Regions from separate parts of the Mus musculus genome. Here regions 1, 2, 4, 5, 6 and 7 are each linked to region 3. The links are chromatin loops, found by intact Hi-C in ENCODE. Cell type or tissue: left cerebral cortex. All regions are shown on one strand. Region 1 overlaps Tenm4 (teneurin transmembrane protein 4). Region 2 overlaps Tenm4 (teneurin transmembrane protein 4). Region 3 overlaps Tenm4 (teneurin transmembrane protein 4). Region 4 overlaps Tenm4 (teneurin transmembrane protein 4). Region 5 overlaps Tenm4 (teneurin transmembrane protein 4). Region 6 overlaps Tenm4 (teneurin transmembrane protein 4). Region 7 overlaps Tenm4 (teneurin transmembrane protein 4).

The links. Peaks named below come from ENCODE experiments on the same cell type or tissue, not always from the same donor. Only the 100,000 strongest peaks of a DNase experiment are listed, where the experiment ranks them.
Region 1: a loop joins it to region 3, with 3 times the contacts of the local background. A loop is called at or near these places in 9 of 42 quality-filtered maps.
Region 2: it touches region 3 in a loop (3.0-fold over the local background); 4 of 42 quality-filtered maps call a loop at or near these places.
Region 4: a loop joins it to region 3, with 4 times the contacts of the local background. A loop is called at or near these places in 9 of 42 quality-filtered maps.
Region 5: a loop joins it to region 3, with 2.7 times the contacts of the local background. A loop is called at or near these places in 5 of 42 quality-filtered maps.
Region 6: it touches region 3 in a loop (4-fold over the local background); 4 of 42 quality-filtered maps call a loop at or near these places.
Region 7: it touches region 3 in a loop (3-fold over the local background); 4 of 42 quality-filtered maps call a loop at or near these places.

Annotation. Positions count from the first base shown.
Region 1 is chr7:96,545,920-96,549,919 of GRCm38, reverse strand. All of the region lies in intron 4 of Tenm4 (teneurin transmembrane protein 4), which reads right to left. Among named protein-coding and RNA genes, the nearest start is that of Gm15412, 210 kb to the right of the region's middle. In left cerebral cortex, no CTCF peak of the experiment used is centred here; no DNase peak of the experiment used is centred here.
Region 2 is chr7:96,381,329-96,385,328 of GRCm38, reverse strand. All of the region lies in intron 2 of Tenm4 (teneurin transmembrane protein 4), which reads right to left. Among named protein-coding and RNA genes, the nearest start is that of Gm15412, 41 kb to the right of the region's middle. In left cerebral cortex, no CTCF peak of the experiment used is centred here; DNase peaks (open chromatin) are centred at 995 and 1,996.
Region 3 is chr7:96,208,527-96,212,526 of GRCm38, reverse strand. All of the region lies in intron 1 of Tenm4 (teneurin transmembrane protein 4), which reads right to left. Among named protein-coding and RNA genes, the nearest start is that of Mir708, 39 kb to the left of the region's middle. In left cerebral cortex, CTCF peaks have their summits at 1,653 and 2,698 (motif pointing right); DNase peaks (open chromatin) are centred at 1,923, 2,151, 2,551, 3,151 and 4 more places; H3K4me3 peaks cover 3,046 bases; H3K27ac peaks cover 2,926 bases.
Region 4 is chr7:96,897,728-96,901,727 of GRCm38, reverse strand. The region is part of intron 31 of Tenm4 (teneurin transmembrane protein 4); the gene reads right to left. Among named protein-coding and RNA genes, the nearest start is that of Gm22226, 20 kb to the left of the region's middle. In left cerebral cortex, no CTCF peak of the experiment used is centred here; DNase peaks (open chromatin) are centred at 2,479 and 2,943; H3K27ac peaks cover 455 bases.
Region 5 is chr7:96,368,110-96,372,109 of GRCm38, reverse strand. All of the region lies in intron 2 of Tenm4 (teneurin transmembrane protein 4), which reads right to left. Among named protein-coding and RNA genes, the nearest start is that of Gm15412, 28 kb to the right of the region's middle. In left cerebral cortex, no CTCF peak of the experiment used is centred here; a DNase peak (open chromatin) is centred at 1,974.
Region 6 is chr7:96,513,157-96,517,156 of GRCm38, reverse strand. The region is part of intron 4 of Tenm4 (teneurin transmembrane protein 4); the gene reads right to left. Among named protein-coding and RNA genes, the nearest start is that of Gm15412, 170 kb to the right of the region's middle. In left cerebral cortex, a CTCF peak has its summit at 2,168 (motif pointing left); no DNase peak of the experiment used is centred here.
Region 7 is chr7:96,472,550-96,476,549 of GRCm38, reverse strand. All of the region lies in intron 3 of Tenm4 (teneurin transmembrane protein 4), which reads right to left. Among named protein-coding and RNA genes, the nearest start is that of Gm15412, 130 kb to the right of the region's middle. In left cerebral cortex, no CTCF peak of the experiment used is centred here; a DNase peak (open chromatin) is centred at 1,857; H3K27ac peaks cover 801 bases.

The DNA of each region.
Region 1 (4,000 bases), 340 kb before region 3:
GAGACTCTTTAACCAGGCTTCCGAGGTGTGGGCAGGCTCCATCGCTAAGCGACAGTCAGCAGCATAGGGTACTGGCACTTGGTGCTTCGCATGAACAATCCTCTTGCTGTTACCGGGCTTATCTGAGGATGCTTCATGTTCTTCCCTTGGGCTGGGGATCAATGATGCCCAGATTCCACAAGGTGCTGGTACTTCAGCTGGAGGTAGGGGCTGAATCCCTGCTCTTCCCACCATATCAGCTGAAAGAGGCCCTAACCCTGAACTTAAGGGCTTTTTGGGAATCTGAGAAATGATTGACTATAGCTAGGCCAGGAAGCAAACATTTCTTCAGTTATCTCACTAGATCACAGTAGGTGTGCAGGCATTATTACTGTATCCAGTAACAATCTCCATATTGATTTAAATAGTGACCGACTTTACATTCCCACCTGCAGTGTATCAGGGCTTCCTCTTGTCTATATCCTAACCAGCATTTGTTGTTATCTGTCTTCTCAGTGTCTTGCCATTCTGCCTATACAATAACACTGCATTGAGTTCAATCTCGCCTAGGTCAGAAAGCAGTGGCTTTATTGCTCTAGACTGACAGCCTGAGAGTGTTTCTCTTAGTGGCATCTGCATTCTCCTTCTAGATTCTTTCTTTAGCTCTGGGGCACAAACACAACCTCTCCCCACTTCTGAAAGGGTCAGGAGTTCAGTCTGTGAGGAAAGCTGTATGTCATTCAACTGATCAACAAATGAGACGGTTTGTGTTTCTAGAAGCCTCTTAACCTCGCCAGTTCTGGCTTCCCCGTGTTCCATTTGTCAGAGCAACACAGGCATGCAAACATTCTCCTCTTTGCTGTTTTGCTAGAGAAGCAGCCAAACAGGGGCTCCCTGGTAAACAGAATGTACCTAGAATCTCAGTGCCTGACCAGACTTGGCCAGCAAGGGTGTTGCTCAGTGCCTGTCTACGATAAGCTGATGAGAAGGGGTTAGGGGATGCCTACTGAAATTTTAAGTCAAGCTGGGAAATTTAAAATTTGAAATACAATATGTAATTTTAAGATGTAAATTTATTTTTAAGTTTTAATTTCAAATTATGTTGCAGACCAAACAAAACCCAGTGGTAGTCCAGGTTTGGTCTGAGGATTAGCAGGTAGCCTGTGGTCACTGGCATCTGCATCTGCCCTTTAGCTCTTCCCTCCTAAGACCTCAAAGGCCCTCTCCAGGGTAGTTCTTAGCTCTATTCCAGAGCTCTGTAGACCCACGAAGGTCAACCCTATCTCCTAAACAGGATACCACAGTCACTCTTCAAGGAGATGATCTGGAGTTAGCACTCGGTGTATTATTATACATCCACTTTGGATGTATTATGGATTCTGAGTGCTCACTATGGACTTTCCCCAACATTTCCCTGCATTGTTCAAAGCATAGATATTTGTGATGTTATGGGTGTTGTATAAAAGCCTTGGAGCATACAGTGGGACTATTTTCATGGACCCTGAGCCATTCAGTTTCCCACCTTGGCACATGCCATGGGTCAGTAGTAGTAGCAAAGCTGGAATTATGAGAGAGACCAAAGTTGCACCTATATGCAGTTAAATGGAGTGGGTTTTTTTAAGGGGGAGGGTCTTGGTTCTCAAAATATGCTTGATAATTCGGTAGTGAATTGACCTAGGTCACACAAGAATCAAGTAACATGACTAAGGCCCAAACCTAGGTTCTGAAATCTGCTATCTCCTTTTATTTTATGTGGATGAATGTTCTATATACCATGTGTATGGCTGGTGCCAGAAGATGGCATTGGATCCCCACATAGGGATTCTAGAAGTCTATTCTGTGATCTCTTCGGGTCTTGACTTCTGTCTTGATGCCCAGCTTCCCAATACTGGCTGCCAAGACCATGTTCTAGGGGTCTGAGAAGCAAGGCCACGAGGAAGACCAGAGATTAGCCACACCTTCTATGCCAAGGTCTTTAAAATTTCTTCACCATAATCTTTAGTTTAAAAACTATCTTGCAATGATACCCATATATACATTGCTAAGTGAAAATATCTGTGGAGTATGTTACTGGGAGCAGAAAATCTTTGGAAGTTATTACATGATAACTAATGCTTGCTCATAGTTCCCATGCTAATTTAATATTTAAAAAATCAGTTTCTTTTATCCTCTCTCTCTCTCTCTCTCTCTCTCTCTCTCTCTCTCTCTCTGTGTGTGTGTGTGTGTGTGTGTGTGTCCGTGTGTGCTTGTGGAGGTCTGATTTCCTTAGAACTGGAGTTATAGGTGGCTGTGAGCCACTAGACACAGGCCCTCTGAAAGAGGAACAAGAATTTTTAACTGCTGAGCCATATCTCCAGCCCCTCAATCTTTTTAATTTTTAAAGAGAGGCTGATTATAACTCTTTAGATTGATATTATAACCCCAAAATGGTTTTTTGACCCACAGCACTGTTTTGGTTTAATTTGGGTGAAGATTTACAGCAACTACTGCGTCTGTCCCTTGTGGCTTTTCCATCCCCAGAATGATAGAGATGCAGCTGCTATGAATAAGCACACAATAAAGATTAGCCATCATGAACACGCATGGCCAACACACCTCATAATCATACCAAATTAGCACCAACAGTAGCAAATATAATCGTACTAGGAGCCAGTATTAATTGGGTGCTTCCTTTAATTGCTATTCTAAGTGATAGCTATCAGATCTCCCTGCCAAGCCTGCCATGTGGGTCATGGAACTATGAAAATTTCAGTTGAGGAGGGTGATTCTCCTGCCCAAGGTCATACAGCTCTGCGAGAGCCCAAGTTATGACCCAGAGAATTGAATTTGTCACATGGATGTTTGGATCCTTTTGTTCCCTTTGGGCTATGCCAGGTGAATTTCCAAAGCCCAGGTCATGCCACTGATCTGCCTGTGACCCCTTTGCATCCCTGCCTAGCCACTAGGACCAATTCTACCTTCTTGACAAAAATAAACTTGTAGATTTGGAGCATCTCACTGCATCCCAAGAACCGCTTTCACTTCCTTGTGCAAGGCGCTCTCTCCCGACCCGTTGGACATGCTCCTCACAGATAACTCCATACTGGCTTTGAGTCTACTTCTCCCTTTGAAGGGCTTTCATAGTGTTCGAAGACGTAACTGAGTAATAAGCAAACGGAGATTTGTTTGGCACTTATTTCCTTCCTTCTAACACTAACAAGCTTTTGATGGTTCACTTTAGTTGAATAGGTAACAACTAGCCCAGTTGAATATAAAAAACTAAATTAGAGGCAATCCTGAAACATGTCCTTTTATATGTAGTAGTAGTCAGCCTGTGTTCAAAGTGTGTGCCCTTGAACTGATCTGCTGGGTGACTTCAGACAAGTCACTCAACCTGCCTGTGCTTCAGTTTCCTCATTGGCAAAGCTTCTTTTGCCTGTTCTGGGGATTAAATGTTTCAATATATGCCCCAGACACACAATTAATGCTCAATATATATTAACTATTAATGTCAGAAACCCGGTTTTAAAAGGCATAATTGAGAAGGCTTTAACTAGATGTCAGTTACAATTGAAAAAGGGACACGTCAAAGAACCATTGGCAACTATGGCTGCAAAACTAGTGGATGTAGTACTTCCATCTTTGTCTCTCCTGGCTGAATACAACAGCTTCAAGATAAAGACAGTAACTGCATGCAAGTTCGTAAGAACATCTCAGACATCCCCAGGCAGAGCAGAGGCAGGGAGAGCCTCAGCATAACGTAGCAATTCAGTAAATATTTACTTTTCTGAAGAGACAAGGGGTCACACAGAGTTCACACTTAAATTGGCATTTAGCTGAACGAGAAGAGGATGTGAGAAAAAGGAAGGAGATGGACAAGAACTCCCTGGAAGCAAGCAGTGACTCAGGGCTCTCAGCCGAAGGATGGGGAGCTTTGCTGGGGAAGGTGTTTATTTCCACCAGTGGCTTTGTGATCCATGCATGGATGGAGAACAAACAGGAGGAAACGCCTTGCTTCCGCACACCCGGCACTTTTTTACCC
Region 2 (4,000 bases), 170 kb before region 3:
GCTTGCAACCCCACCCTGAGCACTAGCAGAATGTCTGCAGTGTGCCCAGAGAGATGGAAAACTAAAGGCGCTCCATGCGGTCACCGTGCTCTCGTGGGATACAGCAACACTTTGCCTCTTGGTCAGAGTCTACTTAGTACCACATTGTTCATGTTTCTAATTCTGTTGATGACTCTCCTTAGTAAAATGCTTGCAAGGTTAGTGTCTAGTGGTCCTACCTGCAAGGATGTTGCTTGGTGTTAAGTGACCTCCCTTCACCCCTGAGTTCAAAACCCATGACACAAAAGTAAATGTTAAACCGGGTGTGTTTAAATAGTAACACACATACTATTATGCATTGAAGAGATTGTGCATTGAAGGTTGATGGGCGGATGGTGGTCGGAGGCCTGCCGGAACTTCCTATAACAGCAAAGGGTTGAAATTTGCTAATTCAGAGTTCAGATCCACTTTGTAGAACAGAGCTGCCGTGAATAATGAGAATCACCTGCATGAATATGTGGTCCAAGGTGGAAGCCAGCAATCTATTCTAAAACTCGTAGTTAATAATAGTGCTATGACAGGCTATTATTACTGGTTAGTCACAATGCTTTAATGCTATCACTAATTAAGCGTGATAGTTTTGTTCCCGCTTTTATAATTTGGCAACTCTGTTGCATTACCGTTATTAAGTGGTTGTATCTGAAGTCAGCCAGAGAACATGTCCACTTCTTTTTTATGTCCATAACTTTTTATGAAGGGAAACAAAAATAAGGCCTTCCAAAAATCGTCTCCGAGGGGCTTCTTCAGCCAGAGGCCCGAGACAAAGGATCCTCCTGATCCTACCAGAGCAGCGGCAGCGCCAGGGAGCTGTATCTAATTGTGCCTTGATGCTGGGCTCTACCTTGGGTGAGAACCAGTCTTCTGGGGGCCCTCACTTGCCTTGATGGCCTAGCAGACTCTGAAACACAGGGCCCTCACTCCCTGCTGCCCTAGTTAAAATGCCAGCCTGGTATTTATTTGTTTGTTCCCAGACAGATGCCAATTATAGGGGGTTGGGAAAAGAGACAATGGCCCAGATCTGATTGACAACGGCTGCTGAACAAGGGGCCTCTGTGGCATGTTTAATGAAAAGGCCACTGTGTTTTTATTGCATCTATTTGATTTTAGAGTGTCGTTTATAAAAACAATCCAACCAGCAGGATTAACTGCTTCTGGGCTGCCTCCTCTCCAGGCTGCTCTGTGGGTGTCCTGCCAGCCTCGCCTCCCTCTACCCCCAGCAGGTTCCTTCCCACACCTTCCAGGGTTTCCTGTGGGCTAAGGCTCCTTTGTGGCTGCTACCAATGGCCAAGTTTCCTGGTGCCCTCTTCACCTTCAGCCTGGCCCCACAGTCTCCTCTTCCAGAAAGGCTGCTCCTGGCTCTGGGAGTGGTCTTTCCTCCCAAAAGGTTGAGGTGAGTAGGGAGGGCTGAGTTGCCTTGTTAACCAGGGAGTGTACTGGGGCTCAGCACGTGCACAACTGCAGTGCAGCATCCACAATGATTCCCCAGCAGTTTCCTTTTTTTTTTAATTGTCATTTTGCAGCCAAAGCAATTTAGCTCCTAGTCCCATAATCCAAACACCACTTAATGTGGTGTGTGCATTGTACCTAAGTAAATTTCTATCATCTATCTACCTACCTATCCATCCATCCATCCATCCATCCATCCATCCATCCATCTAAATCCAATTCCTATATTTCCTTCCTCTTAAGTGGCTTGATACCGTCTACATTGTATGAAATCTAAGTGTGACCCATGGCACATTTTCCCTGAATTCTGCATCCCATCTCTTCAGTTATCTCTTCTCCATTCATCTCACTGACCATGGTTTAAGCTTTGCTCCAGTATAATCCTTACTTCTATTACAGTGACACCAGCTGTTCATGATTCATCTGCCTAGAATACCTTCCATTTATATTCCCTGACACGTACCCACTAATCCTCCAAGGATTTGTTAGGTAGCTTCTCCAGGAAGCCTACTGTAATTTCTCCTGTTTTGGGTGGCCTATCTGTGTTTCTTGGCTTGCATTGTAAAGCCCAACCTACTCTGTGTTTTTTGAGAAGAAGTGCCAGGGGCTAAACTCCAATTCCAGAAGGAAAACCACATAGTCCACTTAAGCAAACATCCTATGGCAACTAACCCCCCACCCTTAGCAACAGCCAGTCAGGCTATAACAGCAGGATGAAGGTACACATAGACAACCTATGACATCCTGAAGAAAATAGATAACCTAGCCATATTGTTTGTCTTTCCTCCCAAAGAGGTTTTGCCCCCGATTGGTTCCTGAAGATTACACCAGAAATGCAGTTTTTAAAATACTAGTTTGCTGACCCACAATAAATGGAAATCCCCCAAGCTTGCTGTACCCACAATAAATACTCTGTACCCCTAGACTTGAGGCTCTCACTTCTGACCTGCTGGGATGGTGATGGTGAGAGTCCTTGCTTGTAAGTTCATAATAAAGACCCTTGTGTGTGTGTGTTTGCATTGGAATTGGCTCCTCGGTGGTCTTCGCAGGGTGAGGGGGAAGAGTCCCTGCAACTTGGGTATGACAGGATTTGGCATATAGTAGTGGCTTTCTAAAATTGTATCCAATTAATATTTGTAATATTCCTGTATTCTAAACATTAAGTTAAATGTTGTCTATATACCTTAGGTAACTAACACAATTTTTTTCCCTAAATTTTCCAAAAATTCAGGCAAATATTTTGCTAACAATTCACTTAGTACCAATGATTTTAACCCCAATACATCTATATAAAACCATACTCATGCCCATTCCCAGAAGAAAAGACTATTTAAATATTCTACCACAGTGAAGTTCTGGTATCAGTAGAAGTTAATTCTAAGTTCCTATGAGTTTCCTTCTCAGCTTCTGTGACTTGACTTTAAAGTCTGGGTCTGTGGCTTAATTATGTGATAAAATCTAGCTCCTTCCTTTTCCACTTTGGGAGGGTTCTGCCTACACTCTTGTTGGTTATGTTCCCTGTATTTTTCCTTTCTTCAGAGAAGAGAAACATTTTGGTTACACCCAAAGTCCTGATGTAAGACCCTGAGGCTCTAGGGCAGGGATTTCTCAACAGGGAAGGTGGGTGAGCTTTCTCAAATGCAGCCATGTGTCTCTTGCGATGTATCCCAGAGTTAACCCAATGGTTCCACATGTACACAGATCCTTACAACACCAGCAATGAGCCTCTCCCACAAGGTAGAACTTCAGATGTTGATCCCCATATATCTCCCTACAATATACGACATGATGAGGACTTCAGGGAACTCTCTTATCACCAACCTTGAGTGCTCATTTCTCTGCAGAAGCCCAGGAAATCAATGCCTACGTTCACTTGCTCATTTTCAGCCTCACAAAGTACCAGATAGTCTTCCTTGGACATGTTAGTCCCCCAAAGGCCCTATGAGGTCACCTGCCCAGCTCACAGACACTAAAGGGACTCATGGTATGGCTTAACTTCAGTATAGCACTCAAAAATTATCAGGGCCCCTGCCCCCACTGCCAGTCACATTGGGCCTCACCTACCTGGGCCCACAAGAGTGACCTCACATCCTGTACCTGGAGTCAGACGAACTAGACCAAAAGCCTCCAGAGACCTACCTACCTACCTACCTACCTACCTATCTACCTACCTACCTAAGCAGGTTGTATTTTGGCTATCAGTGCAATCCCACAGCTCCTGCAGCCCAGGCCACTGAGAGACCTGCAGACATCACTGACGTGAGTGCAGCTGAAGACACTATATATACTGAAGCTGCCACGGCAAACCTAAACCAGCGCAGTCTACCAATGCCCTTAGGCACACCACCCTTAGATGGGACAGCCTTTTACTTTGAGAGCCGTCTCATAGAACTAAGAGAGAGGTAGCTGGTCTTTCAGATGCTGTCTAGTAATGGGAGAGAAACAAGAAGCATGAAAAAGCCAATCTTTAGCATGATGACTTTCTAGTGACAGACCCTCAAATGAAAATCAAACC
Region 3 (4,000 bases):
CAGAAGCCATATCAGGCACCCATTCCCATAGCATCCGCATTAGGTATAATAATTTTTTCTGTCCACCCCCGCACCCCATAGAGGCCAGTACTCTACTTCCTAACCCACCACAAACACCCCAAACCTGGGCCTGGATGCCTGGCGTCTCTGGGCATTTCTAAAAGGGACTGGAGGCAGGTTTCTAAACAGGTGAAGGACGCTGGATTTAAAGCCAGGGAGGGGCCAAGAAAAGAGTCTTGGGGCTGCCTAGAACACCGATTTTCCGAAAACTACGTTCCCTGGAAGGCCATCCAACACCCCCCCACACAACACCTCCAACACCTGAATCTCAGGGCTCCACGGACTCAAAGAAATCTGAGTCCTGACCCGTTCTTCTTCACAGGTTAATCTTGGATCTCCACCCACTCAGTCCCTGCTTCGGTAACCGGTTCCTTGGGGACAGAGCTTTAGCACCCAAAGCCCACATCTCAGAAGTGGGCACCTCGGCACAAGGTACCCAGCTCCCCATTCCCCAAGTGGGTCTCCCAGGTACTTACAGTCCCCAAGCAGTAAAACTTTCAGGGTTGTCTTTCAAGAGCCGGGTGCTTGCAATACAGATCTGGGAGATCACTGAGGCAGCTTATATAATTGCCCATGATACTGTTCAGCGAACATCCTCCGAGCACGGCCGTACAGCTCAGCACAGGGACACCCTCTAGCCCCGGCGCTGGGGATCACGAGCATGCCCCACCAGCGCCTCTACAAAGCAGCAGGGTGATCTCCAGGGCTAATCAAACGCCAATAGTGCGCTCAGATGCCCGCAAAACCCGGGCTGACTCTGCGTCCTTATAGCTGCGTTGGTGGCTTACGGTTAACTGCATGTGTACAAACCTTCTCTCCAGGGTTGTGTTGTATGTGCGTGGGGGGTGGAGGAGAGGTGGCGACTGGGTAGGGGACTGGTGCAGGTCTGAGGCGGATTCTACATCTAACCTGAGCAAAACTCTCGTCCACACAGACCCAAGTGCAGAAATCGTCTTAACGTCTCCTGCTGAAAGGGATACCAAATTCCAAAGTTAGAGACCACGCAATTGAATTTCCAGTACTTTCCAACCTGGTTTAGGCGGGGGATGGGGAGGGGGCGGGTAGGGCATAGAAGAAGAGGGCAGTGGCCAGAGAAACCCACCTACGGACCCGCCAAGAGGCATTGACCATTCATAACACCCTTTACCCCCCTCCCCCAATAGTTATTGGGATATTCCTGGGTTAGGTGTGGACACACACACACACTCCGCGACACCACCTTCTTCCGCTTCTCCGATGCAAAGACTGCATTTTTAAATCACTAGGAAAATGACTAAGGAGCTCAGAGATCACATTTCAATACACAGCATATTTCCCGAAGCTGGAGGTGCAAGTAGTCACACACTCACAGCCCTGCACCCCTAGAGAGTCCACCCGGCGCCTGCAGTCCTCAACTCGTTCCGAGACAAACCGAACGAGAAACGACGCGACCGGCGAAGATGGGCAGGAGCCAAGCGGGTGGCAGAGGGCGTGCGGCTTGGGGGTCGCGTCCCCGGGTTACCGGCTCTAACCGCAGCGCGCACCGGGGCCGCTGCAGCCAGCTCTCGCCCCGCAGGGCAGGTTGCAGAGCGGGAGCCCGGCGCCGCCTCGTGGGCTCCTCCAGCGCCCGCCGTGAGTCTGGGGCGGGCGAGTCTGCAGAGGGGCTGCAGGAGACTGGGCCGTGGCAGGGAAGGGGATCCCGGCGTAGCACACGAACCTGGATCGAGCTAACCTCCATCCCACCCGCGGTCCAGAGTCTGGGGCCGGCTCCCACCTCTCCGCTCTCCCCCAACACTGGTTCCCAGGCTCCAGTACGCGGCGGACTCCCGGGGCTGCGGTGGCGGAGGCTCTGGGCTCCAGGCTCCTTGCCTTGTCGGCAACCTGGACGCCCCGCTCTCCTTCTCTTCCTCCCTCCCTCCCCAGTGCGGAGCAGGGAAGCAGGCTAGCATCTCCCGGAGCCCCCAGCAAGCTGCTTGAGCTGCCCGGACCTGCGAATGCAGAGAGGGGCGACAGAACTGGCGAGCCTCCGCCGTGGTCCCCAAGGCGCTTTTTCCGTAGAGCTGATCACGCCGCCTTACCGTGGCTGCAGGCTGCCACCGCCGGGGAAGCGTGGACGAGGACGGCGGGGAGGCGAGGCACCGCGCCGCTGGCTCCGCCGCTCCGCGAGTTGTATTGAGGCACCCAAGACGGAGCAGGTCCCGGTTCTGAGCTCAGCTCCGGTGAGACCAACAATAGCTCCCGCGGGGAGCGGAGCCCCAGCGAGCCTCCAGCCGCGCGCGCACGCCGGGCTCCGGCTCCCGGCCGCTCCCGGCCGGCGTTCCTGCCAGCACTGCTGCCCCACATGTAACAGCTGCAATCCCGAGGCTTCGGGGGGGGGGGGGCTGGGGCGGGGGTGCGCGCGCGGGTGTGTGTGAGTGTGTGTGTTTAATAGCTTCCCTCCTCTTCTTCCCCTCCCTGCCTGCTCGCCTGCCTGCCTTCGTCCCCCTCCCTCGCTCTCTTACACACAGGGCGAGCGAGTGAGCGAGCGAGACACACTCGCGCACACACGCACACACACGCAGGTTACATGAATGGGAGGCGGGAGCCAATCCTACGAGGCCGGCCGAGCGGCGCTTGGAACAGGGCTTCACCACGGCACCGGGGGGCGCCACACAGGTGATGCGCCCCCTTCCCCCGTGCCCACTCGGCCTCCTTTCCGCTCACCCATCTCTGTTGTGTGCCATGCCTTCCCTTATCTCCGTCCTCCCTTTCTCTGAGCTGCTTTCTCCATTTCCTCATCTCATTTTCTTTCTGGAATTCTCTCAAGTGCTTCAGTATTTTTCTCGGATTCCTCTTTGACCCTCCTTTCTCGCTTTCCTCGCAGTCTTTCGAAAACTTTCTCCTTCCCTGCCCCTACTTTTCTCCACTTCCTCCCCTCTTGTTTTTTGTTTTCTTGCCCACCTCCGAGTTGTGTATTAGTATATTGTGTAGCCCGGGCTCTTCTCTCTCATCACACCTCTCTTGGAGTCCTTGGCCCTGCTTCTTGCCTAACCCCTTGAAATACTTTTCCACACCTCCAACACTTTTCCTGGGTTGCTTTCGCCAGAAGTAATTAACAGTTCCTTCCTTGGGAATGCAAGATGCCTTAAAGAAAGGCCTTCTTTCCTGGGACAGCTTCCCCAAAACCATGGTAACCGCTACGGAGTCGTGATGGCAATCATTGGGGGAGAGGAGGGATGACAGTGAATATAGTCCAAGGAATTTCTGTCCTTCATGAGTCTGGATCTTAATTGCCAGCACATTACCAAAGGAAGAACATTTGTCTGTGATGGCGACACCGCTTGAACTCGGAGGCTTTTTGGAGAAACTAAAGAAATTCCCTCCTAAAGCCTGCTTCATGCTCCCTTCCCCTAGCTTCATTTTCCACCTACAAAACAGGTTCTAGCCACCTCCTTAGAGTGAACAATGGACAGAAAGCACTGAGGTGCATAGAAAGTACTCAGAGGTAGTTTCCATCTCCCATCTTCCACTACCTTTATAAGAAGTGTTTCAGGATGGATAGGTGATCAGTACTGATTCCCAGGCCACGTGGAAGGAAAGATTGGCTGTTACAAACAACAACAACAAGAGGGTACTGTGCCTCTGGAGACTCTGTGCAGATCACAAAGTTTATATATAAACTTGGGGTAGTAGGTGTCTCAGTACATCCTTGCTTCTGCATGCAAAAAGGCAAAAATGGGGACGATGTGGGCAGACTGCCTTATAATCAGCCCAATCTATTTTTAAAATCCTCACGATGAGTGAACACTGACCAGCGACAAAGCCTTTGAGACTTACTAAAATGTCAAGCCTTTGGGTGGCATTTATCAACTATGTGTCCTCACTGCAGACATCAAATGCTGGCTACCATCATGAAGGGCAGTCACATTCTGTCCTTCAACGAGTATCTGTTGACCATTTAGTCTTTGGCAGGTGTGTAATG
Region 4 (4,000 bases), 690 kb before region 3:
GCTGCTGAGAGGGAATGATTTGTGGGTGTCAACAGTTGTGTTCATGATACTCCTGTGACCCATGTATCTCTCCCATCTAGGCAGCTCACATTTGACCTTGCCTTATTTGGTTGATTGGTTGGTTGGTTGGTTGGTTGGTTGGTTTTTGGTTGTCCTAGGCCCCTCCACTAGGACCCAGGTTTAACTCCTCACTCAGCCTTGCTGCGAAGATCCAGATTGTAAACAGGAAGGGAAAGAGTGTGGCAGTTAAGGCCACACAAACCCACATGCTGGCTTCTCAGGGTACCAACAGTGAACTTGGAGAATCTTAACTTCTACTCTGTAGCAGAAGCAGTTCCAAGCTTGCCCCTAAAACATTGGATTTAGTGTATAATATCCAGATCAGGTACTAGCTCACGGTGTGTGTGTGTATGTGTGTGTGTGTGTGTGTGTGTGTGTGTGTGTGTGTGTGTGTGTTTCTGTCATTATGTATCCCAAGATCCCTGTTTTTTAATTTATAACAGAGGCTTGGAAGGCTTTTGTCCATGGCCCTTTTCTCACTTGAGTTTCCAGGAGTCTTTCATCCTAGGATTCTCTGCACACAGATCTTTGGGAAATTAAAACAAACAGAACACACACACACACACACACACACACACACACACACGGAGAGAACACCTCACAAAGCCCTTTTGCTTGAGGCTGAGAATGTGCATAGGGATTTTGTGGTTATCTGGAATAGCGCTCAGTCCCTAGGAAAGCAGGGGGCACAGGAGAGGGCTGGGCTTGACCTATGAGTGATGGAAGACAGAAGGCGGAAGCTTTGCTATCATGTCTTTCAGGAAAATGTCAGAGATCTATTTATTAGCTAGCTTTCCTACCAGGCTTTTCAGAAGAGCTGGGAATTGTACTCTTACAACCTCAGGGGCAAGTGCTTCCTTCCTCTTGAAAAGCTCCGTGAGTTACCTGTCAGTCCCAAAAGGCACTGCTGCCGCAGGGGAGGAATAAAACACAAGCGATATGAAGCCCTTTCACCAGCGCATGCCTTTGTTCTTCACAGAATGTATTAGAATAAACAAAAACAAAAACCCCAAAACTGCTAAGTATTCTGAAGTCTGACACCACAGGTTCTAAGGCTGGCTTCCCAGTGTCTTTGTGGAAGGGTTACTTTATCAATCCTGAACTTCGCTGTCTGTGTGGGTTTCCCCCAAGCGCAAGTCTCAGGCCAAGACTCAGCACGATGATGTGTGACACAGACCCATGGTGGACATTTTAGGGTCGCCTCCCCATGATCCAATTCTGCACTCTTTCTCTGTTGGACCATGTGATCCAGGATCATCCAATCAGTGCATTCTGTCCTCTTCAATCCTGGTAATTGCTCCATTGTCTCATGACCCAGGCCTACCTAGGCGGAGTACACCTCAGGACCTTTGAGTATGTTTGAGGATACGGTTAGCCCACAGAGAAGGTAAAAGGTGAGGTATAGTGAGAGTCAGCAGAATCACATTAGCCACTGCAAAGCATTTCTGATGTTCTGAAAGCTTGATTGTTTAGATGGCAAATATCTTTTTCATGTGCCACAGGATCCACTTCGTAGGTAAAATCAATTTTGGGGTCATGACCAGTATTTTTGTTGAAGTGGAATACACTAGACTGGAAAAATATATAGATACCAAACTTAAGGACTGCTGTGCAAACCTTTGGTTTTAGTGTTTTATAGTGATATAAAATAGATTTTTTTTTTCTTTTTCGAGGTAGGTTCTCACCTCCTATTCAGGCTGTGTAGGCAAGAGTGACCTTGAACTTCCCATCCCCCAGCCTCCACCTCTGGAATACGGAGGTTACAGGAATGCAAACACAACACCTACTTTATTTGGTGCTGGGGATGGAGTCCAGGACTTCACACATGCTAACAAGCACCCTACAGACTGAGCTACGTTTCTAGCTCCACAACTCTTTTTCTTAAGGTGGGCTCACAGTCAAGGACATTTGTGAAAGGGGGCATGTGTTCCATGAAGGCAGGCGCCAAGCCTTCTTCCCTTTTGGATCCTTAGCGTGGGTCTGGCACAGAGAAGGGATAACCAATATGATATTTGCTGGATTTAACTGTCTGGGAAATGAAACACAAACTGAAAATGTAAGGTGCCCCTTGGATAGTTGAGAGCTGTGTTAGAAAGCAGGATTTAGAGGCTGGGTGATTATCACGGGAAATGTTCTGAAACCAGAGAGCCCTGTCCCGTGTGACTCTTTGCAGACCCTTGGTCCTCCAGGGTCTCACGTGTCTCATCTGTAGAATGCAGATAATTGTCTGTCGTGATCTCACAGAGCTGTTGCCAGGCTTAAAGGAGACCGTATCTGCGAGTGCTCGGCAGGGAGTGTTTAATCACGCCAGTGCTGTTCTGGAAGGAGACTATATGCATATGGTTGTGTACAAAGGAAGAGGGGGAGGGCAGTAATTTTTGGCAAGCTTTAACAATTTTTTTATGGAAAATTACATTTCCTATTACAGTATTTTTTTTCTCCCCAGCTATAGTAACATGCCAAAATGTCTCACAGGAAACCCACTGGAGGGTGAGGCAGGGGGCGTGCTTTGTGCAGACAGATGTAATGGAAATGTCATCCTAGTCTGTCAAGGCTCTGTAGTGCTAGCAGCCAAGTTGAGCATGGTAAAGGCTGGCAACGCTGTCAAAATATATGTGTTTACCCCCCAGGTCCCAGGTATGCTTCCATGACATCTGTGTACCACCTTGGTCTCCTTCTAGTCCTTGACTGGGACTCTTCCTCTTAATAGAACAACCTAGATGCTTTTTCCCCTGGAAAAAAGGGAATTCTCCTATTGCTTTCAGCTATAGCATCTGTGAGCTAGCCACAATGCCCTGTTTCCAGTTTTGTGAATGTTGACCCCTCTCTCCAGAATGCCTTTCTCCCTACTACTTGATGCAACCTATACAGGAGCCAGCCTCGAGGATCAGCCGCTACTCCCTGAAGGCTTCCCAGAACCCTGTGGGCAGAGCCGGTTGCTAGCCTTCTGTGATTTAATGGCCATCTGTGCAAATCTTCCTCATGGCCCCTCACGATGGACCAGAGTGTGCATTTCCTCTGATAGTGAGGAATTCTGGAGGGCGGGAATAATTTCTGTATTCTCATGTCTGGAACCGGGAGGGGTGGGGTGAAGGGAACAGTTGCAAAAAGGGGGTGAATGGCTCGATCACGAGGTTAGCAGGTTTTCTCAGTGTAAATTCTCACAAGGACCTGGCTGGCTTTATTTGGATCCCACAGAGCTCTCCCTGTGTCGCCTGCTGAGGGACGGTAGCAGTCTGAGAGGTCTGCAGGACCCTTGAGACACTCTATACTCAAGTTGGTTTCAGAGGAATGAAAGGTGACTTTCCCTTTAAAGCAAAAGGGCAGAAAGGGAACCAGCATGAGCTATGTTAGGTATGTGTATCTCACGTCACCGTTGGTGGTGGTGGTATGGATGTGTGTGTATGAACATACATATCATACATACATACATACATGCATACATATAATATGTATGGTATGCATGTACACACCACCACCACCACCACTACCACATACACATTTTGAGATGTGGTGGTATCACATATCCCAGGCTAGCCTCAGACTCACTAAGCAGTCAAAGATGATGTAGAACTCTTGATCACCCAGACTCAACCTCCTGAATGTTGGAATTTAACCCAGGGCTTTGTGCATGTTAGAAAGTACTCTACCAACTGAACTCTGGGTGTTTTCTTAATCTTCTAGTTTATCTTTGATTGCTGACTTATTAATGATGTCTATTTGTGTCTGATTCAATTTTTAAACAACAACAACAACAACAAAAAACAAACAAACAAACAAAAAAACAACAGGATCTTCAACAGCCCAAACTGGCCTAGAACTCTCTCCTGACCCCTATATCTCCACCACACCCTTGGCTTATCTGTTTTAGTTTTTAGGTTTCTAATAGTTGCTCTAGCATAACATATAAACATTTATCCAAACAGAATTATTAGTAGGT
Region 5 (4,000 bases), 160 kb before region 3:
TCTCCTGGTTGGTTTGTTTAGATTTCTAAAAGGACGGTCAATTCTTTTTACAATTAGACAAAAACCTCGAATGAGTAAAGTGTGGAAGGCCAGAAGTAAATGCAACTACAGAAACATTTGACTGTCCTTGTGAATCAAGCATGGCGTTTGGCTCTGAGAAATACAAGTGCAGCCTTGGACTCAGAGACTGCGTGGTGGGATAAAAAACAAAACAAAACAAAACCCCAAAAACCTTGTGCTCACATTCAGTCTCAAAAGCAACATGACAACCAATATGCCGGATGGTACCATGATCTTCACACTGACGCTCCTTGGCAACATCATGAGGGGACATCACAGTCATTTCTGTTTTGTGGAGGGAGAATCTAAGGCTCAGAACGAGATGAATGGTCAAGGATCAGACTGACAGTGGGTGAGTGGGACTGGTCGCTCCAGTTCTCAACACTGGTACTCTCGTCACAGGTGTGGACACATCTTAGATCCAGCTGTCGATAGATTCCTAAGCCCTTGGGATCTTTGTTCCTTTTCTTTTGTGTATGTTTTTTTTGTTTTGTTTTGTTTTTGTTTTTGTTTTTTTTTGCTTACGTGTTTGTTTGTAAGACAGGGTCACATGAAGCCCATGTCGGCTTAGTGCTCACTGTTGTCATTGAGGATGACCTTAAACTCTTGATCTTCCCGACTCTACATTCCTAGTGCCGGGATTACAGGCGTGTGCCACCGTATCCAGCTTGTGAGACGCCCCCTTCTCATTTCATTGTCCCAACAACTGGGGAAGTTGAATCAGTGGCCCTGTTTTACAGGCAAGAAAAGCTGGGGTTAAGAACGCGCTTGAGTAACAGTCAGGGTCAGATTTGAACACCTTTTTTAGTCTAACCTCCTAGTTATGTGAGATGGCCTATTAAGTCACAACAGATAAGACAGGGCCTATGGAGGTAGAAGTCTATGGGAAGGCTCCAGGAAACCTGCATCCAGAGATGTCTCAACATCTGAACATAATTTTTGTGATATCTTATTTCATTCCTGACACTCGGGCACTATTGGACTGCCATTTGGACAAAAATTCCCAAATCCTTAAAACTTTGGCTCTATCAGGTTAAAAAACACACAGACCCTTTAGGATCTGCCTCTTGAGTTTGTTCAAATCACTTTAAAGCTCTTCCTTTGAATCCTTGAGAATGACTTTGAATTCTAGGACAGACTCAGATCGTATACACCTTGTTCTGCTTAGACTTCAGCTATGTAGCATAGGATGTCTGGGAAAACTCCTATGTATCCTTCAGGACTCCATGTGGAATGGGTTTCTCTGGACACTGTTCGGTTCTGAAGTCTCTCTGCTTATATGTCTATGGTCTCTCATCATGACTAGGTGGCAACCTTGTCCATGCCTGGGATCTATTATTTATATAAAGTGCTATACCTCACCACATCAGACCAGCTGCTCCTCTGGAACAGGGACTCAAATAGAATCCGTTCAGACACTCTGGTAGAGGGACTGGCACAGGAAAAGAGCTTGATGAATAATTGCTGCATTAACTAATGAAGAGACTGATTGAATGAGTGAGCCAAAGGCCACATTTCTGAGCCTCTGCGTTACAAATGTTTGGGATTGATATAATCACCTGTATTATAGTGAAATTGCTGCACTTATGAACATAATCTAAGATGTCTATTTTCTGCAACAAGCCATTCAAGACAAGAATATTCCTTTCTTTATTTCACATGTTAAACAGTAACAAAAACCAAACCCGGATCTTTGGTCAACCCTTAAACACTAAGCTATTAATACGATGTTTTGATTTTCTTGGATGACCCTGATGGATTCATCCAGGCATTGGTCTGTTCTGAGTCTCTTGGAGAGGCCTGTCTCTTATCTGTGATGGGGGGAAAGTCTGCTTCAGCATAGAATCTATTTAGACATCTGCACTGAAATAGTTGCAGTTATTTATTCTTTAAAAGCAGGAATCCCATCTGTTCTACACACCCTGGTCTGCAGTTAAGGGCCTGGCATAACGGCAAGAGATTTACAGTTCTGCACATGGAGAAATGTTCAAGATTCAATTCAACATCAGGTTTTTGTTTTCATTGACTTCTATTTCTTTCTGATACAAGCATATGAAAGGATGTAACCGTGAGCTGTCAAAACCTTTATGCTCGTCCCAACTTTTGAAAGTTTTCAAGAAAGAAGCAGGTGTATACAAATACTTCGCAAATTCTTGCAAGAAGTAGAAGAAGGAAGAACCCTTTCCAAGCTATTTTATGATCCTGATGCCAATGCTCACAGACAACACAAAGGAAGACAATTTTTACAAGTCAATCCACTCCATAAATCCAGATACAAAAAATTCTCAATACAATACTATTGAGTTGGCATAAAACATACAGAATGGATTGTGAATCTTGGCCAAGTTGTATTTCTCTAGGGATGCCAGAATGGTTTCTCATGCAAAACCCAATCAATGTTTCCATACCATATTAACACAACAAAGGACAATACCCCATACTCAGGCCAGGAGACACAGGGAAAGCATTTGACATTACTCTTCCATGGCAAAGGACACAATAGACTATGAACAATAGTAATCGGCTCATGATTCAGACCATCTATGAAGCATTCATAGCTAACATCAGACTCTGGTGAACAATGTAAAGTTTCCCCTTAAGATTAAAAACAATGCAAATGATTCACTCTTAATATTTCTCATAAATACTGGAGTAAAGGCTATAAGATAAATTAATCAAGAAAAATAAGCAAAGGCATTCAGATTGGCAGAAAAGGAGAAACTGCCTCTATTCATAGATGGCAAGATGTTATGGGTATAGAAAATACTAAGGATCTCTCTCTGTATGTCTACCTGTCTCTGTCTCTGTCTGTCTGCCTCTCTCCCCCTCCCTCCCTCCCTCCCTCTCTCTCTCTCTCTCTCTCTCTCTCTCTCTCTCTCACTCACACACACACACACACAAACACACAGACACACTATAGAACTAATAAAACAAGCTGATCAAGATGACAGTCTGTAGGATCAAGAGACAAAAATGAATGTATAGAGTATAGAAAGAAATACTCTGTGATCAATCCAAAAATGCAATGAAGAAAATAACTTTATTTGTAATATTATCCAAAGGTAATAAAATAAGGACAAAACCTGCATATTGAATAATTTTTTAAAATTACAGAAAAATTCAAAGTTTTTATTAATTGGAATGATTCCTTATGTTCATAAACTGAATAATCTTATATTGGAATTAAAATTTTTTATTTTGTTTTATTTTTATAAACCAACAAATATCTCCTAGAATATATGTGTAAATGCACACAACACAAAAGTCTGAATCTTGGGGAAAAAAAGAAAAATTGAGGTACCCACACTTCTCAACTTTACAACTGCTCTGCAGGGACAAGTATGAAGACGGGGTCATTGCAAGGATGCAGATGAGTGGAGTAAAATGGAGAGATCAGGAATGAAGTCTCACATTTATGCTCAATTGATTTCTGACAGAAGCAGCAGGACATATGAATGGGAAAGGAAAGTCTTTCCAATCAATGTTTCAGAGATAATTGGACATCTTCATGCAAATGAGTGAAGGTGGGCTCAGACATCATTCAAGATAAAAAGTTTAACTCACAGTGGATAACAGGCCTAGATGTAAGAGCTAAAAGTATTAGAGGAAAACAAAAGACTAAAGCTGCATGATTTGGGATAAGCGGTCACTTCCTTGATGTGACACAAAAATCACAGGCAACAAAAGAGAAATGGGATCTAAATTGGACTTCATTAAAAAATTTAAAAACGTGCTTTTCAGAGCATACTCTCAAGAAAGAAAAGGGAAATGACAGCTCATAGAAGGAGAGAACATACCCTCAAATCATGGACAAATGACTTAAATCAAGAATATATAAAATCTTACAACTACAGAAAGACAGACAAGCCTATTAACAAGTGGGCAAAGAACTAGAATAAACATTTTTTCAAGAGAGTTTTTTTAAACTGCCATAGGCACA
Region 6 (4,000 bases), 300 kb before region 3:
ATATATAAACAGCACACTGCAATCTATAATATACTTTCCATGGCTTGTTGCATCTGTTTTCACATCAGGCTTGGGAGGCTGACCCAGTGGAACTATTTAGCTCAATTTACCTAAATCCTAGTGACTGTGCTAATATTTTGCAGGACTCTCTTCAAGTCTCATCACAACATAACTGTGTGAAATAGCTGCCTTTCAGAGACCAGGAAACTGAGGCATAAGAAAGCTAAATGATTTTCCCCAAGTCACAGAATCAGTAAGAGCTCAAGCAGGATGGTTCTACCTGTGAGGCCCAGAGAGTTCAGGCTGGGAGGGATGGGGCTTTCTGTATGCTGAGCCTGGTGCCTTCTAAATTCAATCTCTGAGATACTGATCATAGTGGAAGCCAGCTCAAAGCAAAGGATATTTGGGATGGGCAGCTCCAGGCTTGAGTCCTGGCTGTACCCTTTACCAGTAGGAGAACCAACAGGCATCCAGCATCTCAGAGCATTGGTGGGATAACTCCACTAACACATCCAGGGCAAGGCTGCGCTGGGGACCCGATGGAGCTTCGTATGAGGAATGCATGGCAGACATTGGGTGCTGGACAGTTTAGTTGGCCCAACTATCTCTGAACTAAAGCTACTTGGGACATTTACAGCCAGCATTAGGTTAAGTATTAGCTGGTTCGACCCTTCTACTTTGCAGAAGGGAAAACTGAAGTTCAGGGAGGCGTAACTTGCTCAAAATATTAGCACAGGGCCATGGAAGGGATGGGACAGTAGCTCACACACCCTTGGCATCCAGCTTTCTGTTCTTTCTACCATAGCAGGTTAGGGACTCTTCAGAGAGGTGGCACAGTAAGCTTGGGTATAGGCAGAGTGACAATAAATGCCAGCAAATATTAATAAATAAATAAATAAATAAATAAATAACACAATTAATGCTAAAGTTTTGGGTGGCTTCAAGGACAGTAACAACTCTTTAACTGAAGAACAGATGTCTAGAATGTTCTCTTTTATTTAATCAAGTAAGACCCTAACCCTTGCTCTAACCTTGCCAGCTGCTGCCTTAAGGTCTCTGTTTAAATTAACTCATTGTATCTTCACTGTGATGGGGAGGAAGACTAAGATAAATGTTTTCCTAATTAAAGATGTACTTAGCCATGACAGAAGGCTGCATGAGTCTGTATAAGGCTCTCTAAGCCACCTTCCTTATACACAGCATTTTTACACATGTTATTATATCTAACGAATGCTGTACCAGTTGCACAAGTCCAGCCGCCTTGTGTGAGCAAGTGGTCCTGAATGAGAACCTGACCAGGCCACAGGGCTGACTAAATGGCAGAGCTGTCATGGGTAGGCAGTTCTCAAACTTTTTCTTCAAGGGAAAGCTCTTTACATAATGGTTACAGGCAACACTGCTTCCTTTCAGGAAGGACCAGCAATGGATGCTTGATGCAGGTGGGAGGGGTTAGACAAAGGAGAGAACATACACACGATCTTGAAATATCTCCCAACAAAGTTCCGTTGACTAAGGGGAGATGGCAATGGGAGAAATCAGAAGCCACTGTTGATGTTAGCTTTGTATATGAAGGAGTTATATGGGTATGGCTGACCTCTGTAATCAGAAGAAAGAGAGATGAACCTTGAGAATCTGGGTAACGCCTTCTAATCAGTTTTAGGCCCTGGGAGCAAATGCTGTGATTCCTTAGAAAGTTTAATCTTAAGACCACAGCAGTAGCTCCTGCCTGAATCTCCAGCCTGCTGCCTGCCCCATGGACTTCATATTCCATAGCCACACAGGCATGTGGGCTGATTCCCCACAATAAGCCTATATGCATATGTATGTATTAGATTATAAAATAAGGATATATGTATGTACCCATGAGAATCTTCTGTTGGTTCTGTTTTCCTGGACAGTGCTGACCAACATAGTATCTTAATCAATACTTAAAGAACATCATTAGTAAGATAGCCATCATTAATAATAAGTCAGCCTATGCATTCCAGTGGGGACCCACCTCCCACATATACTTATAGGGTATTTCTCATGTAATTGAAAAAAAAGAGTGGGCTGGAGCGATGGCTCAGTGGTTAAGAGCACTGACTGCTCTTCCAGAGGTCCTGAGTCAATTTCCAGCAACCACATGGTGGCTCACAACCATCTGCAATGTGATCTGATGCCCTCTTCTGGTGTGTCTGAAGATAACTACAGTGTACTCATTACATAAAATAAATAAATAAATCTAAGAAAAGAAAAGAAAAGAAAAGAAAAGAAAAGAGTAACTAAGTAACTAGTAGAGTCAAGCCTTTGCTGTCCCTCCTGTGCAGTGGTAATGTCCACCAGGCTCTCCTCTCCTCTCCCCTCCCCTCCCATCTCCTCTCTCTCCCACCTTCCTCTTCTTCTCACCTAAACACAGACTCACAAACACACCCTGGGTTTCAGCAGGCTCTGGGTAATCTGGTCTCCTAGGTTAGGAGGCCATCTTATGCAGAGAGTCACTTTACATACATTTGTATGTTCCTCTGCACAGCTTATCTGCCTACACAGGGATGTTAACACTTCCACAGTGTGTAAGGAAGCCAGGTGCGACTGAGTTTCCGAACTGGAGGCACATTTTTATGGAAGCATACTATTACCACTTACTACTTGTTTCACTTCTTGTGTTTAAATGTATCAATAGAGTTTGCCAATAACTTTGGCCAAGGACAAGCCCCCAGAAAGCCATGTTGGCAGGCTTGGAGCCACTGACTGGATTGTTGCAAGCACAGGGGCTCCCAAAGGGAGGGAAGGAGGGAAGGAGGGAAGGAGGGAGGGAGGGAGGGAGGGAGGGAGGGAGGGAGGGAGGGAGGGTAGAGAGCTCATGGTAGCAGGCAAGCAGAAGTTTGATACTCATCCCAGCCCGTTAGAACATCTTTTCCCACATGTGCTGAGGTGCTGAGACAGCTTAATAAATACATGCTTGGGAAATGCCTAAGCCATGGCAGACATGGTTCGCTCAGTGTTTAGAAGAAGAATGGGTCAGAGAGCAACAGTTTGGTTTTGAAGCCTAGTCATACAAGCTGTGTGACTCTGAAAAATTCTGAACCAGTCTGGTGCTTAGCTATCTCATCTGTAAATGGAGATACCCCAGGGTATATACGTGGATGGCCTTCTGTTAACACTAGCACAGCTATTATTGCTACTGCTTTCTCTCCTACCTGCCTTCCATTGTCTGAGGCCAGATGATATTTCTTGCTGGTGAATTCCTAGTCTTGAAGGCCTACTTTAAATGTCTCATTTTCTAGATGCTCTCCCTAATTACCTCTGTTAAAATATAGCTAGCCTTCACCATCTCTGCTACCAGAATACCTTGCCTGTCTCCATCCTCTTCACCCTAGCATGAGGCCCATCCAGTTTTAGAGAAGCCCCTCTCTTCTGCATTCTCCATGGAGGATCACGTCTCACCTGCTCTCAGCATCTGCTGTTAGAGCCCATCTCACAGCTGCAGCCAGGCTGGTGAGGATGTACCCTTCAGGCAAGATCCAAGATCACAGTTAAAGAGCAGTGAGCTTCAGAAAGGGTCCCAATCTGGGTAATACCTGGGAAGGTGTCTGCTTTGGAAGGAATGCCACTGGAACAGAGCATGGGACCCAAGCACTCTTCCAGTGGTTCCAAAAGCCCTACCCTGCTTTTACCTGCTATGAGGAATATCTATTTCTTAGTCTGCGTGCCAAGCTGGCTTCTCCCTCTCTCAGATTTCACCGTGAAGCTTGACTCATGCACCAGTGAGTGCTGGAGCCTCAATAAGATTCTGGAGAATGGACCACAACCTGACCTGGGCAGAGTTTGTAGCGACCCACAGATGCTTCCCTGGATCCTGGCTCTGCTGGTAACATTGTACCATCAGCCCACACATCAGTGCGGCCCAAGTGCCGCTAGGGATACTTCCCCCATACATGGGTCATGTGCCACGAGGAGGACACAGACAGAGACACAGAAAGGCCTGGCTTCACTCTGCTCCAGGGCTGCCACACAACAT
Region 7 (4,000 bases), 260 kb before region 3:
ATGTCTGTGGGGGGTTGTCTTGACTGTGAATTGATGCAGGAAGATATACCTTGAATATGGGAGGCACCATTTTATGGGGTGTGCTCTGGACTGTATAAGACTGGAGAAAGCTGGCTGAATATTAAGCAAAGGCAGCGTGGCTATATTAGTTTCTCTTTGCTCCTAACTGTGGAAGTTATACATGAAGTCCCTTTAAGTTCCTGCTTTGATTTCCTTTTAATGGTGGACTTCAACCTGGAGGTATAAAGCACACACTCTTTCTTTCCTAAGTTGCTTTGGGGCGTGAGGAAGCTGGTTCTGAGTGTTTCAGTAACATAAATGAAGCTAAAAGAGGGTAACATGAAACCCTCTGAATGATGTTCTACAGTCAGAAGGTGTGAACCAGATATGCCATAGGCACACGAGGATAAAGTGTAGTCCAATGTAGCTTCTAAAAGAGACACCAAGGAGCCTAGTTTCTATTCATTCAGCTGATTATTCAAGCAGGTGCCCAGCCTGGCCCTCCCTAGCTGGATCTCCATCTATCCGGTCACTCAGATAAGAACACAGCTCTTAAATCTTCTCACTCTCCCACTGGTTCTTACACCAACACCGGCCCTCCAGCCCACCCATTCAGCTCCATCTACATATCCCATGCTCATGTGTTCATCTGTGCCCTTCTTCTGATTCCAATTGTGTCCTGGGCATTGCTGCATTTCTTCTTAGTAGCAGGAACCTTTGGCTCCATCACCCTACTCAGACACTTTTTTCTATTATGTAGAGTGGAAGGAAGAAGAGAGGGTACAAGAGAGAGACAGGAAAAGACAAGAAGAGAAGAAAGAGAGTACTTCTTCAAAAACACAAATCTGAAATTATGCTTTCCCCTTATTCAGAATCTTTCAGCAGCTTCCTGTTGTGTTGTGAATCAAGGACCATCCTTTCATCTTGGTCATGCATGTTTGCTCAATTAATGTATTAAATAAATGCACACCAAAAACTGTAGGCATCCATAGAATATGCCATGGACGAGGCTCATGCAAAGCCATATTCTAACTTCCAAGCTACTCAGAGGTCTCTTTGGGAAGAAATTTTCATCATAAGTTCTAATGCGATTTGTTGTTGTTGTTATTGTTAATGTGTGTACGTGAGGGTGGGTGGGTATGCTTATGCTGTTGGGATAGAACTCAGGGCACTGGCCTCATGCCTCTGGGCAAGTGAACTACCACTGAGCTACATCTCAGCCTTTGTTTTTGACATACTTTGTTTATTTGTTTGAGACAAATTCTTACTTCACACTCCAGGCTGGCCTAAAACATATGGTCCTCTTCCACAGCCTTTCAAGTCCTGTGATTATAGGGATGTACCACACCTATCCCTGATTTCTAATGCTAACTTCCATGAGAAGGAGAGCCACGGCAGTCCCTCTGTCCCTTCAGCCATAAGCAGTGCCATGAGTCATAGCAGCAATAAACAAGGAGTGAACTTAGCTCATTCAAGTACCATGTAAGGCCTGGCAGTTGGCACACACCTCTTCTTGTTCCAAGGAGCTGGCTCTTCTTCTGCTCCACCCATCACTGCCCGTGACCAGATGGGTCAGTCTGCCTAACTCTGAATCCAATTACCAAGTCTGTTTGGCACCCAGACTGAACTAAGTTATTCATCCCAAGCAATCAACATGGTATCTTGGCTTCCATCTGCCACTCTTTGCCTCTCAGTAAGTGCATCCAAATTCGGGGAGGGAGGAGTATCACTTATTGGACTCCCTCGAAGACTTTGGATGTTCCCAAGAATAGGAAAAGCCCCTGCTTCAAGCCTGACGCAGAGCCATTGGCAAGCCAAGTGTGTGCCATCTCTGGCTCTGGAGATACAAAAGCTGCCATCCAACCACAGTTGCTGCCCGAGTGGGAACCACGTGGGGCTCGGTGAGAACTCAAGCGCAGATTTAGCAGCCGCGCTTAGCTCAGAGGACTGTCTCCAGGAATGAATCACGAAGGGAATACTGTCATTTGTGCAAAGAGACAGAGGGTTATGGAGGGAAACGTGGCTAGAGAGGCTCATTTCTGTTTATGAAAACAGATGGTCCTTTTGAAAAACAGAAAGCCCAAACAGAAGCATCATTTATCCCGGGAGCTAAGCGATTTTCCTATTGACATCGAATCCTCATCTCCTCTGCTCTTTAACCCCCCAGAGGGTTCATAAATGGTACTTCTTAAAATAAAAGCAAATGGAACTCTCACGAGGATGTGAGTTACATAAGACAAACCAGGCTCCCCTCTCCCATCAGTTTATCCTTCCTTTGCTCTTTGGCCCAGGTATTGCAAAACAAAACAAAACAAAACAAAACAACAACAACAACAACAAAACCAATAACAACATCTTTCAAACACTGGGAGTGGCTTGCAAGAGGGGACAAAAAGTAAGCCTAGTTTGGGAAGCTCCCAGTGCGGTCATACTGACACATACTACTTTTTCACACACCCCTACAGCAATAGAGGACACTGTCAGCATCTTCAATTTTTCCCCTTTGCTCCATTCTTCCTTCATCCTTCTGACTGTAAAGACAACAGCAGCAAAAATGAAGCTGCCCGTGCTTGCAGCTAAGGCTGAGGCCACTGCGCCTCTTCTTTCTGCCCCTTTTCCAGACCGCTCCGTGCATGGGAATCTGTGTCCTAACCATGAGCAGATCAGCGGGTCTCCTCATGGCTTCTAGATGGATCCAATAAGAGGCACAGGTAGGAAGTCTGAGACAGTTCAGAGCATGAAGCTGGATGTCTTCTCTGGATGACTACTCTCTGGGTATTGGATTAGCAGGAGCTAAGTTCCTATGTAGGAGAGTGCATAACCCCTGATTGAATATTTCTGTTTGTTTGTTTTAAGATTTATTTATTATATATTACCAGATCACATTATAGATGGTTATGAGTTACTAAGTGGTTGCTATGAATTGAACTCAGAACCTCTGGAAGAGCAGCCAGTGCTCTTAACCTCTGAGACATCATCTCCCCATCTCCCTGGTTGAGTCATAACTACAGATACAACTGTCTCCTAGGCCAGTACCTGCCCTTTTCTCTGTCCATTGAGCCTCGGAGGATAGTTTCTTAGCTGTTTCACTAACTTTAGTGGCTGTCCTTACTTCTCCCTATGCTTAACATCATTTTCCCCCTCCCCAGCCTGAGAACCTCATATGATGGTGTAAAGGATTTTTTTGCTAGGACCTGATTAATATAGGACAGCTCCATGTCAACCATTATGTTCAGGTCTGTCTTTCTTTGACTTCAAACGGATCTTTCTCTCTTTCTAAAAATACATTCCCAAGGCCCCATTGCTGAAGATAACAGCTATCTAACTCATTGACTTCTGAGTGGTTGTACTGGTACCTACTTAGAGCCTTCCCCAAAATCTTTGGTACCGGAAGATACCCTTCCTGCACAGTACCAAAATGGAAAGATATACACTGTGCCAGTCACAAACCCTTTCATTCACAATGGTGTACCTCTTGCAAGATATACTAGGGCAATGGTGCCAGAAAGCTTGTGGGAGTAGCCAACCCATATCTAATTTGATTGAAGGCCCACTCTATCAGGTAGAACCTACATTCAATACTTCTTATTGGTGTGCGATAACCAAGAATTGAAGACTGGATATCCCAAGGACCTCGGGTAAAACCAAGTAATACTGGTCTTAAAAACAATAAAACAAAAAAGTGGGAAACAGAGTGATAAAATGAGCCCTAATGTTATTCTGCTGTACTCAGATCAGTGCCCTGTTCAGCCATCGTCAGAGAGGTTCCCTCCTGCAGCAGACGGGACAAATACAGAGACCCACAGCCAGGCATTACACACAATTCTAAATGGGATGTTTTCATCAAATCCCTCCTCTCAGAGCTCAGGGAACCCCATGGAAGAGGAGGTGGGAAGAGGCTCACAGAGACTGAAGCAACCTGCATAGGGCCTGCACCTGAGCCTCTGTGTTTATATTATGGCTTCCGGTTTAGTGTTTTTATGTGATTCCTGAGTGTGCA